2 separate regions of the Homo sapiens genome follow, and region 1 is linked to region 2. Evidence: read pairs that join two places in POLR2A ChIA-PET (ENCODE). Cell type or tissue: IMR-90. All regions are shown on one strand. Each heading gives the region's core, and the rest is flanking DNA. Links, peaks and the distances in the headings are about the cores only.

What was found. Peaks named below come from ENCODE experiments on the same cell type or tissue, not always from the same donor. Only the 100,000 strongest peaks of a DNase experiment are listed, where the experiment ranks them.
Region 1: POLR2A ChIA-PET joins it to region 2 with 17 read pairs; 6 of 35 experiments call an interaction of 5 or more read pairs at or near these places.

Annotation. Positions count from the first base shown.
Region 1 is chr7:94,416,262-94,424,519 of GRCh38, reverse strand. COL1A2 (collagen type I alpha 2 chain) reads right to left here. Exons shown (of 52, transcript NM_000089.4): 31 at 8,017-8,115; 32 at 6,689-6,796; 33 at 5,968-6,021; 34 at 4,969-5,022; 35 at 4,234-4,287; 36 at 4,076-4,129; 37 at 3,872-3,979; 38 at 3,458-3,511; 39 at 2,568-2,621; 40 at 1,402-1,563; 41 at 77-184. Among named protein-coding and RNA genes, the nearest start is that of COL1A2, 25 kb to the right of the region's middle. In IMR-90, for the core only: no CTCF peak of the experiment used is centred there; a DNase peak (open chromatin) is centred at 399; H3K27ac peaks cover 7,216 bases.
Region 2 is chr7:94,293,801-94,302,320 of GRCh38, reverse strand. All of the region lies in intron 2 of LOC112267858 (a long non-coding RNA gene), which reads left to right. Among named protein-coding and RNA genes, the nearest start is that of COL1A2-AS1, 94 kb to the left of the region's middle. RefSeq lists an enhancer at 866-2,065. In IMR-90, for the core only: CTCF peaks have their summits at 1,168 and 6,342; DNase peaks (open chromatin) are centred at 1,100, 3,190, 4,670, 6,310 and 1 weaker place; H3K4me3 peaks cover 2,367 bases; H3K27ac peaks cover 5,989 bases.

The sequences.
Region 1 (8,258 bases), core at 1-8,000, 120 kb before region 2:
ATCTGTCACATTTGAAGTGGCAGCTTTTAAAATCTTTTCTTATGTTAATGGAGTCAGAATACTGTCAAGCACTCACCACAGCACCAGCAACACCTGGTAGACCACGTTCACCTCTCGAGCCAGGGAGACCCAGAATACCAGGAGCACCAAGAAGACCCTGAGGACCTGGAGTGCCAGGAGGTCCCTAAATAGAGAAAAAATACTGAGTATTATGGGTAAGACCCTAGGTGATAACACAGGTTGGCTTGAAGATTGTGAGAATAAACTGTCTTCAGCTTAGAAAAAGGCTAATGACCTCCTATTACTAGGACATATCCTTGGATATCTTTTCTCTAGTGATGACGGTGAGTTTACATCTTGGCATGAATACTTTTGTATCTGATTCATCCTTGAGACCAATGGCACAACATTTAAAAATATGTGGTTGAGATTTATAAAGACACTTGGGGTGGTGAAATAGAGTTTTTATAGCCTCTAGGCAGGGAAACAAATAAAAAAATTTAAATTGTTATGGATACATAATAGTTGTACATAGTAGGAGGGGTTCCTCAAAAAACTAAAAATAGAACTACCATAAGATCCAGCAATCACACTGCTGGGTATATACACAAAGGAAAGGAAATCAGGCTGGGTGGGGTGGCTCACATGTGTAATCCCAGCACTTTAGGAGGTCAAGGTGGGTGGATCACCTGAGGTCAGGAGATCGAGACCAGCCTGACCAATATGGTGAAACCCCGTCTTTACTAAAAATACAAAAATTAGCTAGGCATGATGGTGTGTGCCTGTAGTCCCAGCTACTCGGGAGGCTGAGACAAGATAATTACTTAAACTGGGGAGGCGGAAGTCGCAGTGAGCTGAGATCGTGCCACTGCACTCCAGCCTGGGCAACAGAGGGGAACTCCATCCCAAAACAAAAAAACAAAAACAAAAACAAAAAACAAAAACAAAAAGGAAATCAGTAAAATCAGTATATCAAAAGGAAGCAAATTTTGACTTTGGCCTCTAAGGTCTAATAGGGGCACCTTTCAGAGTAGCACTAATACTGGACAGTGTATGTTTAAGAAATTGGTAGCCTACTGAGATTGATTAATATGTAGTAGGATGGCCACAGCAATGGGACTCTGTTCTAATCCTGGTACCAGTAAGGTGCCTTCAATAGCTTTAAGGGCTTTGTGATAAAACTGAGTTCCCTCATTTATTGTCTTCCCGATTTTGTGCTTTCTGAGCATCTTGGAAGCCACAGCCCCTCAGTGTGTGCTGGACAGATTTCCTGGCTCAACTGAGCTCTACTTGAGAGCCTGCAATACTCATCAACAAATAGATGCCACTTGAAGATTTGTGTAGGGGCTTTATTTTAATTCAGCATAAGGTATTAAGAAAGAGGAGTTGGAAATCACTTACAGCAGTACCAGCCTCTCCAGAGGGACCCTTCTCACCAGCGAAGCCAGGGGGACCAACTGCACCTACTTCTCCAGTTCGGCCAACTGGACCTTGGTCACCACGAGGACCACGAAGCCCTTCTTTCCCAGCAGGACCAGGGGGACCAGGAGGGCCAGAAATACCCTATGAGCAAATGTACAAGGTCATTTCCTTTCTGTTAATCACCAAGGGCCTGGAAGAGAGCAGCAAAGATTCTAGATCTTAAGATGCAAACAATGTGATGCAATAAAATAATACCCTGGCCATTTGGGGGAAATATTTATAGTTTTTAACCTTCTTTCTTGCAGAAAGAAGCAACTCCTGTCTTCCTTTATGAGGCTGTAACCAACCAAATAATGGAGGAGAGACTATGGCAAATTTCTATGAGGAAAAACAATGTCATGCCACTGGTACCCTGGCATATTGGAATCAGAACTATGTAGAATGATAGGAGTTAATGATAAATGAATGGGACTCTGAGTTTCGAAGGACTTTGCCTTTTCTTTTTTCTTCTTTTTTTTTTTTTTTAAAGAAAGCCAATATACGTGTTTTGTTCATAATTGAGGAATCCCACACACTTCTCAACTAGGTTTAATTAAATGCCTACAGGGAATGAAGATTTTTCTGTTATGAACCTGTAAAAGGATTCCAAGAAATCAACATCTTTGCTATTTTTTTTTCCCAGAAACCTTAACCAGAAGACTTAATCCTTGGTAATTAATTAAATTTTCTTGAGTCCTGACAGGAGAGTCTGAATCAGAATTAAATTAGAGGCCAAACCACCTTTAAATTCAGGAACAATTATACCTTAACAATGGAGGCAGAATGTTAGCCATAAAGGATAATTAGATATAGAAATATCTGATATGTGGCTAAAACTGTTCGTTTTTTTGTTTTTTTTTTTTCAAAAAGACCATGCCCCTGAAAGGGGACTGGTGTTCACATGAATAAAAGCCTCTTAAACTGATATTATAAAATATAACTTGTGATGAAATACCTTAATGGTTCAGAAAAGCTGACTTCAGACCAGGAGAGTAATAGCGAATATTAGTGATGTGTTTTCATGAAGAGTTTCTTACCAGTTTCCTATCAGAAGCCAGGCCTTTTGGCTAGAGTAAATGAAGACACGTTTACAGTGATTTACTTACAGAGGGTCCTGGGGGACCAGTCCGTCCAGCAGCACCAGGGAAACCAGTCATACCCTAAGAGCCAAGCACATTAGAATTCCACAGTCAACATCAACTCCAAGAATTTGGGTAAGATGGGAATTTCTTTGTTTTGGAAAATCAGTACATGTGACCAGGAATAGACCAAGGAGTAGGAGGTAGGCAGCTTCATATAGGGCATTATTTAGCCAGGACCCTGAAGGCCCTCCTTCTCCACACATCTTCCTTACCAGCATATTACCAGTTGCAATGCCCATATTTTGCGTTAAGGTTTGGATGGTCCTTTCTGAAATGCTGACATATTATCTTATGGTTGTAAAGGTATGAAGATAAGACACTATGTCATTATTACACATTAATGTGTATACATTAATAACTATCTTTACCACCTGGCTGAGTGGTAAGGAAATGGACACTTAATAGGTAATGGTGTTCATGGACAAAAGAATAACAAATGACCTAGATAATTCAGCACTGTCCAGTGAGAGAAGAAGTCAGTAAAGTTCATTTTTGGGGAGCTCTGGGTCTCTAGAGAATTGTTGTGATAGCATTGCCTGCAAAGGAGAAGGACATGGTCAGGCAGAAGAAGGGGCATATTAATAAACGCCAAAAGGAATATTTTTTCCGACTTTACAATTAAACTGCCTAGGGCCCACCTTGGTTATTACCTCAAGTGAGCTGATAGCAACATACACTGAGTTCCAGCTGAGTTCAAGTTAACATCAATATCGGAATTGCTCTGAATAGAATGAACTTGAATCTCAAAAGTTTCCTCATGGTAGTCCAAATTTACCAAAAATTTCAAAACTTTCAAGTGTCCTTAATAGATTCTGAAAAAAGAAAAGCGGCGAGAGTCCATTGTAAATACTCACAGGGGGGCCTCCATCACCACGACTTCCAGCAGGACCGGGGGGACCATTTGGACCCTAAATGCAAACAAAAAGATGGAGTCAAATCACAAACAAACCCTTGTAAATGCTACTCTTTTCTTCAAGTGGATCATTCCCGCATCTCTTAGAAGAAAATATAGAAATAAAAAATGACTATCTGTGTCAGAATGTTCTTCAATATTACCACCCTTATGAGGTTATCAGAGAATTAAAATAAAACAATATTCATGAAACTTTTATACTTTGTAAAGCAGTGTGCAAATGTTAATCCTTCCGTTATTTTCCATCTTCTATCTGGTATATTCCCTGTTGCATAGCAGGCACTTGACGGATATATATTTAATTGGAAGATCTAATGGGTAGCTGCTGTGTGGACCACCAGTGAATTCAACTTACAGCTGGGCCAGCAGCTCCAACGGGGCCTGTGGGACCAACAACACCGTTTTCACCCTTAGGCCCTTTGGCTCCTCTTTCTCCTTTAGCACCAGGTTGACCAGCAGCACCCTGTTGGAAATAAACAGTTACAGCTCTGGTATTCCGACCCACTCTACTCCCCAACTTAGGATGTTTTCAGATTAATCTTCATTATGTGATACTCACAGCAGGACCAGCAAATCCATTGGGGCCAGCAGGACCGACCTCACCACGTTCACCCTAGGTGGGAGAAGGGATTTAAAAATGTGTTATCAATCCTAGGTTCATCAATGTCTAAACATTGTGAGGTGTGAGTATACAAAATGACCCAGGTTCTTACTTACAGGGCTTCCCCGAGGACCAGCAGGACCAGCAGGACCAGCAGCCCCAGCTTCGCCCTATAATGGGACCAAAGATGAATCTGTTAATGTGCCTGACATAGATGCTCAAAGAACTGGGAGGGAGAGAGAACAGTGGTGGACAGACAGAGTCTGTAGTTGCCTTGGAAGAGATAACTGACGCACATCTCACAGAGTAAAATGAAGTGGATTTTTACTTAATGCTATATTCATTTTGGGGGTTAAGTAGTATGGGTTATACACTTGAGAAAACACTATAAATCAGTGCCTACAATACCAGGAGGAGGACATTTTAATTTTTAGATGGACACGGGGCTGATCTATTTGTGGCAATCTTTGCAATACAATAAATAAGATCTATTTTAAGTGGAGAGTTCAATGTGAAATGGGCACACTATGTATTTTATTGATTTTTTGGTAATAATTGAAGGCTTTGAGAAGCCTCAGTGCATTAGGATATTGTTAATGCGCAACATGGAGAGACTTTAAAACAAATGCTAGGGATTAGAGTATAGATCAGATAGCTGGCAAATCTATAGGAAGGGAAAAGTAATTTTAAACACACAGCATTTGTTTCCTGCTGCTCTATCACAATAGCTAGGTTTTTAAATAAGTAGGCTTTATACCAAGCCATAAAAATGAATTGCTGGGGCTCTTTGGGACTAGGGAAGGCGGGAAATTTTAGATATTGCTGTTGGCTTAGTGAAAATGCATGCTTACCCGGTCACCTGTGGCTCCAGCAGGACCAGGGGCACCTACAGCACCAGGAGCACCCTAGTACCAAAAAGGAAACATGTCTTATTAATAACACCCCGTATCATCAAAAGTGAACCTTGTCATTCTTTTTTTCTGTGCTTATACAGTGACTGAACACTTTCACTGCACTCTGGTTGGATATCTAGAAGGCCTCTGATGTATTTTGGTTCTAATTAACAAGACTATTAGAAGCCACTCTCAGAAGGAGGGTACTCCAGTAATAAAGGTTATGGAAATGTGTAAGTCAATAGCAGGTCAGAAATTTGGGAGATCTGAACTTTCCGCTATTGTAAAATTCCCTGGAGAGCAGCAAATGAGTAGCCTTGTTTGAAACTGTTAGAACTACGTGATTCAAAAGAAAGACTATTACAGATGTGCTACAGTCAGTTTTCAGCTCTGAAGGAGAGGTGAATAAAGGAATCCAGGCCGACTGTGGCCTAGAAGACCCATGAGGCTGACATACGAGATAAGGTAATTAGACTGTCATGGGATTATCTTTGGCATCTTCATGGCATTAACAGCTAATCTTTGGGGCTGCTCTTTGGGTGATAAATTTCTAGGGAGTAGGTTTGAATAACTATAGAATCTTGTTAGAGGTCCCGGCTTCCTAAAGCATAGGAGACTTATTTATTTATTTATTTTAATCTCTGTTATCACTTGAAGCAATCATTTAATATTCTATTAAACCTAAAGCTTTTGGTCTATAGTTTGTAGTTGGTATCATTGACACTAGGGAAGTTAGAAAATTCAGGATATTATTTTCAAAGAGGTTAAATCCCATTTAATTTTTCCTTTGGAACATGTAAAATGATATTATTAGTCATAGACCCAGGAGAGAAAGGAATATTATTTTATTAAACTTGATAAATAAAGTGTGTGTAGTTCTAATTTGGAAAACTTCTCAATTCAAACATAAAAAAAAAATCCAAGTACGAAGAAACATACAAACAAAATTCTACTCACACGAGCACCATCTCTGCCAGGGTTACCAATTTCACCTCTGAGACCAGGTTCACCCTGAAAGTATAAAGCAAGAGCAACTTTTTGTTTTCTGACCAAAATTTTGAATCGAAATTAATATGAAGTTTTTTTCTTTTTTACAGAAGATGCTATGATACCTTCAGTCATTTAAGATTTTTAGCAATGTCTCGATTCCTTACCATTCTGTAGAATGTTAATCGAGAAAAATAATGAGGAAAAAATAATTCAAGGCCATTTCCAGATTATTGTTAAACAATCTTTTCTAATTTCCGTACACTCTCCTGAAGCATAATCAAGCAAGGTACAGATTCATGTGGACAGAATTGTAAGGCAACATCACAATGGGCTGCAGCGCCTGATCACTCTTACGGCATAACTAATGCAGCAGCATGGTTGACAGCTGTTCAATGTAGCTTCTTCCCATTAATTAGGACAGGATGAGGCATTATTGTTAGTGGCATTAAAATGAGCCTCATGTATTACTCAACACCATCTGTTTGTGTGAAATTCCATGGTAGCAAGGAATTTTGCCAGATTAGTGAGTTTAGAAATGTGTAGGTGCTAGGTGGCAGAGGGAAATGTATATAGATAGATATGAAAATGCTACCAGACCACCTGCCAAGAATTGTGAAAACTTGGGCATCCTTGTGCAGCCTTCTTTACTAGAGTTCATCAACAATATGTAATAGGGGTCAACACGTACCTTTTCTCCCTTGCCTCCAGGTATGCCAGCAGCACCCCTCTCTCCTGGGAGTCCACTAGGACCAGATGGACCAGCAGTGCCCACAGCACCAACCACACCAGGTTCACCCTTGAGTCAAACACATGTGAAATCAATTTTAGTGGAGAAAGAAGAAAATGAAGAATCAAACTCTAGAAGAATTCCAATTTAAACAGCTAGCTAGACAGGCTTCTTGCCTGCTTTGAAACACAAAGAAGGCTGGGCTATTGAAAGGAGGGAGAATATAGCAGAGAGAGATGCTGTTAATGACATGGTGACTGAAGAGATGAGGGTAGTGGGAGTGCACAGCTGCGATTCCTCTATAACCTGCTTCAGTCCTCTTAAGGATGGCAGGCATGGAGAAGAGGATAGGACAATGGGAAGCAGAGAGTAAAAAATGTTTACCCACAAACATTTTTCAAGGATAAGTCTCTTAGCCCAGATAGAAAGCATGGAAAGAGACCTTGTCAATTGAGGAGATGTTTGTGTTTTAATCTCCTTAAGAGTAGAGACTGTATCTTCCATTTTTATATAAAACCCTACAATTCCACATACTTAAAACCTGTTGACTAGCTTCTGAGATACATAGATCCCTTTGAAAGTACTACCTCACAAAACCGTGGTTTCTTTATTTCCTCTCTCCCTTTTATGTTTTTATTTTTTTCCCAAGAACATCCTTCCATACACTAAAATAGCTTTTTGCAACTAATGTTTACATTTTTTCCCCTAGAGTTAAGAATGAAAATAATATGTGTTGTCTTCTTTTTATTGTGGTTAAGGTAATCTCTTTTTCAGGAATGTATATTAAATCTATTTTAAAATCTAAACCACAGATTCTATTTTGGAACACAAGTTTCCAGACAAATTTTTGGGGGTGAATGTATTGCCCAATGAATTTTCATCATCATAAACTCTTATTATTAAAAGTCAGACTACTTGTTGAAATTTTACTCTATGGGATGAGATGTTAAGATAAAAAGTTATTTTCTCTGAAAATAATGTCCAATGAATACAATGTTTCTAGATTAAAACAAAAGCATAAACAGCGTGAGGAGAAAAGAGTGACAACCCATACTAATTCATTTATGTTTTGGGAACTCTGAATTTTCCCCCACAGTTTGTTGCTATTGTTTGTTTGTTTAGAATAATTCAGGTCCACTGGAATCGGATTGCTGTTTACTGAGAGGGAAGTCATCACAGAACTGGAAATAAATAAAAATCTGAAAAACAATTATCTTTCTATTGTAAAGGGTCTACTTATTCCAGGCAGACTGGGCCAAACCAGCAATATAGAAAACATAAGATTTTACCTTGTTTCCATCAGGCCCTGGGGGTCCAGAAGGACCTCGGCTTCCAATAGGACCAGTAGGACCGGCAGCACCACTCTCACCTGGGGGACCGCGTTCCCCCTGAAAAAAGTGATTAGAAGAAGTGTTGCACCATTCATCACTTTCAGTGATACTGTTTTACATATGAGAGTTTACATTTGTGTAGCTTCCGAGCCCTGGTTTGCATTTATTAGCAAATTAAAATTTCTTTTGTTCCTAATCTC
Region 2 (8,520 bases), core at 260-8,259:
ATTAACACCGTTTCTTTGTATTTAAACAGGCTACTCCTTTTTTTCCATTTCTTTCTGATACATTATGCATATTTAAACAAACAGAACAGAAACATTTAGAAATAAAAGTATGTGATGGTTTTCCCACACCAGTGTAAGCATAGGATGGTGGATTCCATTGAAAAGTCTGAGTTTTTGGGCTTGGGTGGATGAGGGATTGGGAAGACGGATCAACTCCTCAGAGCTAGAGTTCTTTTCAAGTGTGGCAGTCAGGGACACAGACTCCTCCTCCTCCTTTTCAATGGCCCAGTTTTAGAGTTGGGTTGCTACTGCTGTCTGTAACTGTTATCTAAGAAGTTTCAAAGGTATCTACATTTAGTTTTGTTGGCTTTTTGAACATTTCTTTAAAACTTGTCCTTGGGAAAGTTAGCAAGTTTGGAAGCTGCCCAAAAATCTGGAACTGGGGGAGGGAGAAGGAACTTTGTTTTGATTGTTCTTTTACTTCATTGTCTGGCTCTCCCTCCACGCCCCCTATCTCTGTCCCTCTTCCCCATTCCTCCCTCTCTTCCTCTGCTTCCTCCTCCTCCTTCTCCTTCTCCTCCTCCTCCCTCTCTCTCTCTCTCTCTCTCTCTCTCTCTCTCTCACACACACACACACACACACACACACACACACACACATTTTTGGAGGAGAGCTGCAGTTCCTCACACAATTTCCCTTCTCATCCGTCTTGAAACATTTCGTTTTCCCCAAACCTGAGACAACAATACGATGATGTATAGTATGGATGTGTGTGCATGCACGTGTGTATGTGTGTGTGTGTTTGGTCTGTGCTGTGGAAGGACTGAAAAGAGAGTTGACTGGGGCTTCTCCTCCAGGCCTCAATCTGGCATTAGTCCATTTCTCTCTTTTCCCTAGGTGGTCTTAGATGATGGGGGGAGGAAAAAGTTTTGCTGTGTCATGAATTACGCTTTTAATTTCCACAGGCTTTAGAACATTCTGGCCCTCTCAGTGAAAAACACTTGTGGCCTCAGAGCTTGGAGGTTGGAAGTGGGGGAAATATTCCCTTCAGGCCCTGTGATGACTTTTCACAGTGGAAGGCTGCAGGGCTCTCACAGGGGGAGATTCCATTTGTCTGAGCCTGCAGAGTGTGAGTCACTGCCCAGGGAGGGCAGAGTTCAGCCCGAGGAGCTAGTGAGCCCCTGCTGCCTTAAAGGCACAATGCAGGGATACCGCTGAAGGGAGGGGAAAGTGCTAGCCACCAAGCGACTGGGCTAGTCCTCAGTAATTTCTAGCTGCATTATTTATGTGGGGGTCATTAGGAAACCTAAATTTCAGTGAAAAGTCAATCGTTTACTCAAATTTCCCTGTACAGAACAGAGAAACACATACTGGATTTTACAAGCCTTTGTGAAATTGAGGTCACCTGCATCATCCACATGGAGAACAAGAATATTTATTGTGTGATTAAAGTTCTGATCCATAGGGGGAGGAAAATCATTTGCATGTCACAATTTTTTCCGCCTCCTTAATTTTCAACCCACTCACCTCATAAATTAACAACAGGTAGCATCAATCTCTCTTCAAAATATGTAAGACACTTGTAACCTTGATGGGGCAGGGGGGCTCTTCGGGTTTCACCAGCTGGTGAGAACAGGTGTTGTCATTAACTTGAACACCCACATCTTGAAGTCCAAGACTCTGCTTGCCTGGCTGCAGGAAGTCCAATGTGTTAGAGAATCCTACTCTAGATGCATTTCCAGGGAGTGTGTACGTATACTTATAAATCCTTTCTTGTCCTTTCTTGCTGAGATGACCCCTAAGTTACCCAGCAGCCTAGGGCCTTGACAGACCCAGAAATGCCTTTTGCACTTGCCATTCTGACTGCATGCATCCTGGGCATTGCTACCAGGATTTGGACATACTGCCACTGCCATGATTCGCGTTGGAGGAGCTAGAACTCAGGGACACTCCCACACAGGAACTATTATACTGTCACTAACCTGCGGCCACTCCTCGGAAGCGGAAAGATGCCAGTTATTTCTGTGATCTGTTCAGTTTATGGGTGGGGGTGGGACAGATTATTTTCCCCTGTACTTGACAGGTTTTAGATATGTATGAAGAAGTAACTTATATTTAACATTTTTATTGGAGAAACTTTGATGTGTACTTCAATTTACTAGCTATCACCTTTAAAACTCTTTGACATGCAGAAATTTTCTGGTTGATTTTTCATTGTCTTTTGAAGGTTGACTCATTTAGAAATGACGTGACATTTGCATTTGAAATCAGTACTGTATTTATTTCATTGTTCCGAGCCTTTCCAAATAAATCTGTGTGTTTTTTTCGTAGGATAATTGTGAGAAAAATAATAATGTAACAACCGTTTAGGACTCTGTGGGTTATTCATAGTTCACAACGCTTCCAACTTCAATCTTCACAAACTTTGTTTGGAATAGCAAAATGACCATGTTCCACAAAAGGAAATATTGTACTCCAGTACCATGGCCGGAACAAGATTAATAATAGTAACAGTAAAAAAATTAAGAACAAGCAACATAATTTTGCCAATGTTTCTTCATTCCTAATATCTTTAATAAAGAAAAATAATAAAACTGATCTTAAATGTGGAGAAATTAAAAGCTTCATCATGAAGATAAATGCATGGAGGGCAGGAAGGGCTGAGACTGGTTGAAGTTCTTTAAGTTGTGGTTTAAGATTAACATAAGGACACATACTACACTACAATTTTTAAAAAGCTGCTATGAGTAATAATATTCTTGATATATAGCATGGACACTGTATCCAAGATATTTTCTATTATCCTTATACTTGATACCCACTTAGATTGCTATATGTAGAATTTAGACTACCATTGATCAAAGAGAGAAAAGTTGGAAATAAAAACTGCAATGCCATTCAAAGTCCCAAATCGCAGCCACTGTAATTTATCTAAACTCAAAATATAGGAAGGAAAGACTGTCATATAGTGAACTTTTATTGACTGCCTACTGTTTGTCACACACTTTTCTGTTTCTTTACCTGAATTTAGTCACTTATACATCCCAACAGCTCCTTGAGGTAATGGACAGTGAAACGGGCCCAGCAAGTTTAAGAAGTTTGCCCCAAACCCGGAGCTAGATGGTGGAGGGCTGGGATACAGATCACAGCTGTCTCGTTTGGGAGCTTGCATTCTGAATCACCATGGATGCCTTTTGGATGTGAAATGTGCCTGAATGATGAAAGCTGAGCAGAGAAAAGAACTGAAGGTCATAATAATCTCCTAACAGAGAAAGCATGTCTTAGAGAACCAAAGACTTTGTACTGCAAACATCTTGTTTTACAGGTGGAGAAACTGTAGCCAAAGCAGCTCAGATGAGTTTGTGAAGGTTACTTACAGCTTGCTAATGGCAGAAGGAAGACTGGAGATGAAGTGGATTTTCCTGACATTCATTAATTCCACCAACATTTATTGTCCCAAGCACTTTTTTAGGTATTAAAGAGAAAGAACAAGACAGATCAGGTCCCTGCTGGTAGGAATATTACACCATGACCAGAACAGTGATTTGACATTTGAATAGACAACTAAGTGGAACACCCACACTAAAGTATTAGAAAGTGGGATGGGCTATGGGCAGGGGAAGGGGAGAGGCTTTATATACATTCTACTCCATTTTATAGATGAATTCACTAATGTTCAGTGGCATTAAATAACATGTCTAATTCATAAATGTTAGACACAAGATTCAAACCTTCACAGTAGAGAGAGAGAGAGAGAGAGAGAGGAGTAAGAGAATAAGAAGGACATCACAACCTCCTGGTTAGGGAGTAGCTCTTAACATGAATCAATAAATCTGGTTGGAGCAAGGTGTCTAGTTAGATTGTCAGATTTCCGGGAACCAGAGATACCCGTTTTTTGGCAGAACCTAGACAGCCAGAAGAAGCCTCCTACCTTGTTCTTCATGCTTAATTTCTTTAGAAAGTCAAACTCATGGATGAGCATTTGGCTCAAGTTCTTCAGCTCCAGGTCAGGGAATCTGTGACGTTAGGGAATATCTACCACTCTGGTAGCTGCAGAGGAGATGCAGAAACACTGGAGCTGGGGACAAGCATGCCACCTCCAAAAATTAAAAAGAAAAGAGTTTATCATATAGGTGTGTGAAGATTCATTTTACTGAGAAAGGTCAATTCAGCTGTGCCCCTTCTATATAGCTCCTTGGAGAGAATTAGCAAAGGCAGTCCCTTTAGGTGGAATTATTAGAATAAAGTATCCATCTCTGAAGGAAATTTGTAAAAGCATCCCTCCAAAAGTCTCCCCATTTGACTGTCAAATTAGAAAAGGAGCCCCATCAGGCAGCCCTGGGTCAGGTTTCTTGGATGGGTGGGCTGCACCACTGCTTAGTTTCCTGGTCCCTAATACTTTAAGGAGCCGGATGGGAGTGAGATCTGAACAACTCACTCTCACTTTCTACAATTCTGTAAGGGTAGGGAGTAGGAACTAGAATGGGGTGCTTTTTTTCCCTGTGAGAATTGCTATCGATCCTGTGGAGGGTTTCTCAGCCAGGAGACTCCATCACTCTGGCCTCTCTGAACTCAGAGCTCACTCACCTCCCTTTCGAAGCTAACGTGGCAGAGCTGGCTGGGAGGTGGTTACTGGCTCAGGGCCCTGAAACACTGAGTAATTCCTATGATGGCTGGGACTGGAGACACCATTCCAGACACTTCCACGTTGTCTAAAAGCAAAAAAAAAAAAAAAAAAAAAAAAAAAGTCTCCACCACCCAGCCCAAACGGTTAGAGGCAGATTCCTTGGTGCTGAAACAAGACCTATCCCTTTTATGGAAGGCCATTGCTGGAAATTTCCACCATAGAGGAAAGCCAGGGTTCTTTTTCTATTTTTTACAGAACAGGGAGGGAACAAGTCAGGGGTGAGAGATGAAAGGGGATGGCTGAAGGGAACCGCACCTCTTTTCCTGAAGTTTTTGCATGTATATGATCACTCTTAGCTTATAAAGACGAAGATTTGAGCTTCCTTGCCGATCTCCTCCAGTGTTGACCACTTTTATGGAGCCCCCAGTGCTATACTAGAGCTATGGTCTAATCAAGGCATCAACAAGCATGAAGTTTATGATTTCAGAAGAAACAGGACAAGACATATTGCACATCAAATCCTATAAACGACAATCCAGCATGGCCAACAAAAATAGACCATTGCAGCTGTGCTCTGGCTGAGTGTTTATTTATTGGAGAAGAGAAAGGTACAATCAAGAAAAGGGGGAATCATGTCAGGATGTTATTGGAGTCAAGCAGATTGACTGCCTGAAGTGAAAGCCCTGGCCATGCAGAGTAAAGGCCAGCGATTGGGTCAGAGGCAGGAGAACATTGGAGGCATGGACTTACAGCCCCAGTATTGATTTTACATTGAATTCCAGGTTTTGCTGCAATTAAAAGCTACTGCAAGGTTTTGAGAAGAGAAATGGTATGATCAAATAATTAGAGCAATGTGGTTTTCATTTTAATTAGGAAAGACCACAGGGATGAGAGAGATGAGAGGATCAGCTTGTGAGGTAATTCACTAACCAAATAAGTTCAGGAGCCAAAGAGGTCTTTCTGAAATCGACAAATTAAAGCTACAGTGTTGTCTGACATTATAACAAGAGGTTTTTACTGTTATTATTATTAATTTTATCTGATTCAGTTACCTTGTTAGTTCTGACAGACTTGGATTGCTAGCTTGATTAGTTCCCTCTTATTTGTCCAGAAACACCAAAACACCAAAATTATACCATTTTATCAATGTATGCCTTTATATATGGCTATGGTTTAGGCAAAGTGAAGAGAAAAATGTCTAGACTAAAGGTGACTGAATTCTTTCTCTATCTTATTTTGAAAAGAAGGAATTCATGTGTTTCTTTCTCATCGTCAGCCCTAGTCTTTTTGGGACATTTTAGTCTGAAATCTGAATGTGCTTACCAGCTGGGAAAAAATTTGACATTTACTTGATTTTGTCCCTTGGAAGTAAAAAAAAAAAAAAAAAAAAAAAATGGCAGCTTTATTAAACAACAAGTCTGCTTATTTCTTTCTTCAATCCCTCCCCAGGTTGCAGGCTCTTTTCAAAGCTCTGGTAGACCTCTAACCAGTTTTCTAAAGGTAATTTCCCAAAGTGCTGCCTCTAGCCATAGAAAATGCCACGTAGGTTTCTGGATTTATAAAGGCCGAGAAAGCCATTTTGGTTACATTTGCAGCTTTTTCTGTGGTTCTGGGTGGTAACGCCCGATTGCCAACATTATTCTTTCCTTCTTCTGGGAAGAGCCATAATTGTACTTGGCTTGGTTGACACAAAGGCCTCTGAAAAATATGAAGCTGATCCCTCTAGTGTTCTTTTGTGAAGACTACAGTACAGAATGTTGAAGGGAGGGAAACAGCAGCACAATGCCACAAACAACAGCTCCAAAAGTTAATTTGTTTTTTAAATGACATTAATAAAATGATTTGCAATGACAGTTTTGTGTGCTGCATAGAGTAGTGACAAAAGAAAATGTTGGCACTTTGAAACAATTCATATATGTATTGCAGGCATGCAATTGGCTACCTTTATGGGAGAATGTGTGGCATTGAGAATTATCTGAACAGATAATAAACAATTTAAATAACATTGGCCAGAGTTATCAGAGGTACAGAGGCAATGTAAACTTGCCTCGTTTTCAGAAATGAATTTACTCCACTGGGTAGGATTGTCTGACTATATTCATAGGCTTTTTCTGGTCATAAACAGAGAAGAAGAGATTTTACATATTTCTACATTCCATTTCTGATGTTCCCTGATATTCAATAAAAACAGTATGCTATGTTCTTTATGTTTTTCTTTGACATTTTCTTCTACGTTCAGACATTTATTAAACAGCTATTCTATTCCAGGCACTGAAGATACAAAAATGATAAGAGAGACTCACTTCTCTCAATAAACTACATAATCTCACTGGGAGATAACTTCTAACTACAATAGAGATGTATGCAAAGAGCTTGGGACAGGGAAATGATATTAATTATTGATATTATTTAGTAAGGGGGATGAGATATTTAAACTGGGTTTTGAGGAATGACTGAGAGTTAGAATTCTCAGGTTGGAGACGATTGATGATTTGGCATCTCTAACTAACAGCTTGATTGGGTCCAGTTTTTAGAGAGAGCTGTGGCACAGTGGGCAGCTGTGCAGCCTTAGCTCCTCCTGCAAACCACCTCAGAATTAGTCCAGTGTCTCTTCTAGTAGCTTCTACCGTTCACATTAAGTAAAAAGAGCTACACCATAGAAATGTCACTGTGCAGTTTAATGAACATAAAATGTGGAAGCATCATAGGGATCGATATTTGGACTGCTGCTATAATTTGGAGCAGAAAGAGGAACTGAGAAAGCAAAACTAAGGGAAATAGTGATAGTAGAACCAAATTCGCTGTGCAGCTAAAAGCAGGTCCTGATTGAGGGAGTCAGGCTCTGTTTGATGATTTCTAAGAGCGCTTCCAGTTCTAAGAGTCCATGAGTCAATTTTCAGAATTATTATTCAAAGGATTGATTGCCCCAGAGTCTAGGTAACCACACAGCCGCTTGAGATCCTACCACACTGATATTTCCAGCAGGCGTTGCCTAACAAGTCTTGTATAAAAAAAGACCCCCAACTGACAAGATAATATGAACAGTGACACTGATATGAAAGTTCACTAGCTGGAAGACATTGAGGCAGTTTTCAAAGGCTTTTAACTCTGACTCTCTTGGGCTATATTTTTACACATTCAGATCATTTGGTTCATAAGTAAGATTAATGCCATCTGCAGTTACTATATTTACAGTTTACATGTACCATCAAAACCAATTCATAGTCATAAAAGTTAAAAGCATGTTAAAGGTCTTTAAAATGTAGAAGGCAAAAATTGTGTTGTAATTGAGCATGAATGTCAATATAGTAAAAAAAAGATCTTATAGGCAGTTAAAGTATTATTATTATTGTTTTATTGAGACTTAACTTTAGTATTTCAATAGCTCCCTAATCTTACAACAAAACATATTTTAATGGCAAAGGCACCAGAGTATCCATCTAATGAAATTACTCAAGTGTAAAATGCCATAAGAGGCATGCTGAAACACATATTAAATAGGAGAATTGAGAACTGCAGATTTAAATTGATCATGCTCATTGCTGGTTCTCACAGTTCTTTGGACATCAGAGTTTTTCTTGTAAAACCTTTCTTCTAGGCTGTGAGTTCCCATCGGTATCTTGAGATCGCCCTTCTGTCTTTAGCCTCTTCACTCCTGCATTCATCACAGTGAAGATTGTTGCATCCATCCTTCCAGTGTAAGATAATTTTTATACATGCTCTCAGAACAAATGGATCCTAAATGAATCTGGGAATCAAAATTTACATATTTAAAAGGAGATCTGCATTTTGTAGTGGGGATATATACTAATTATAGAAGGGGTATGGAGAATGAGAGAATATACATCGTGAGACAGGGCATAAGTTCATTATGCTCTTGAAATCTAAGGATG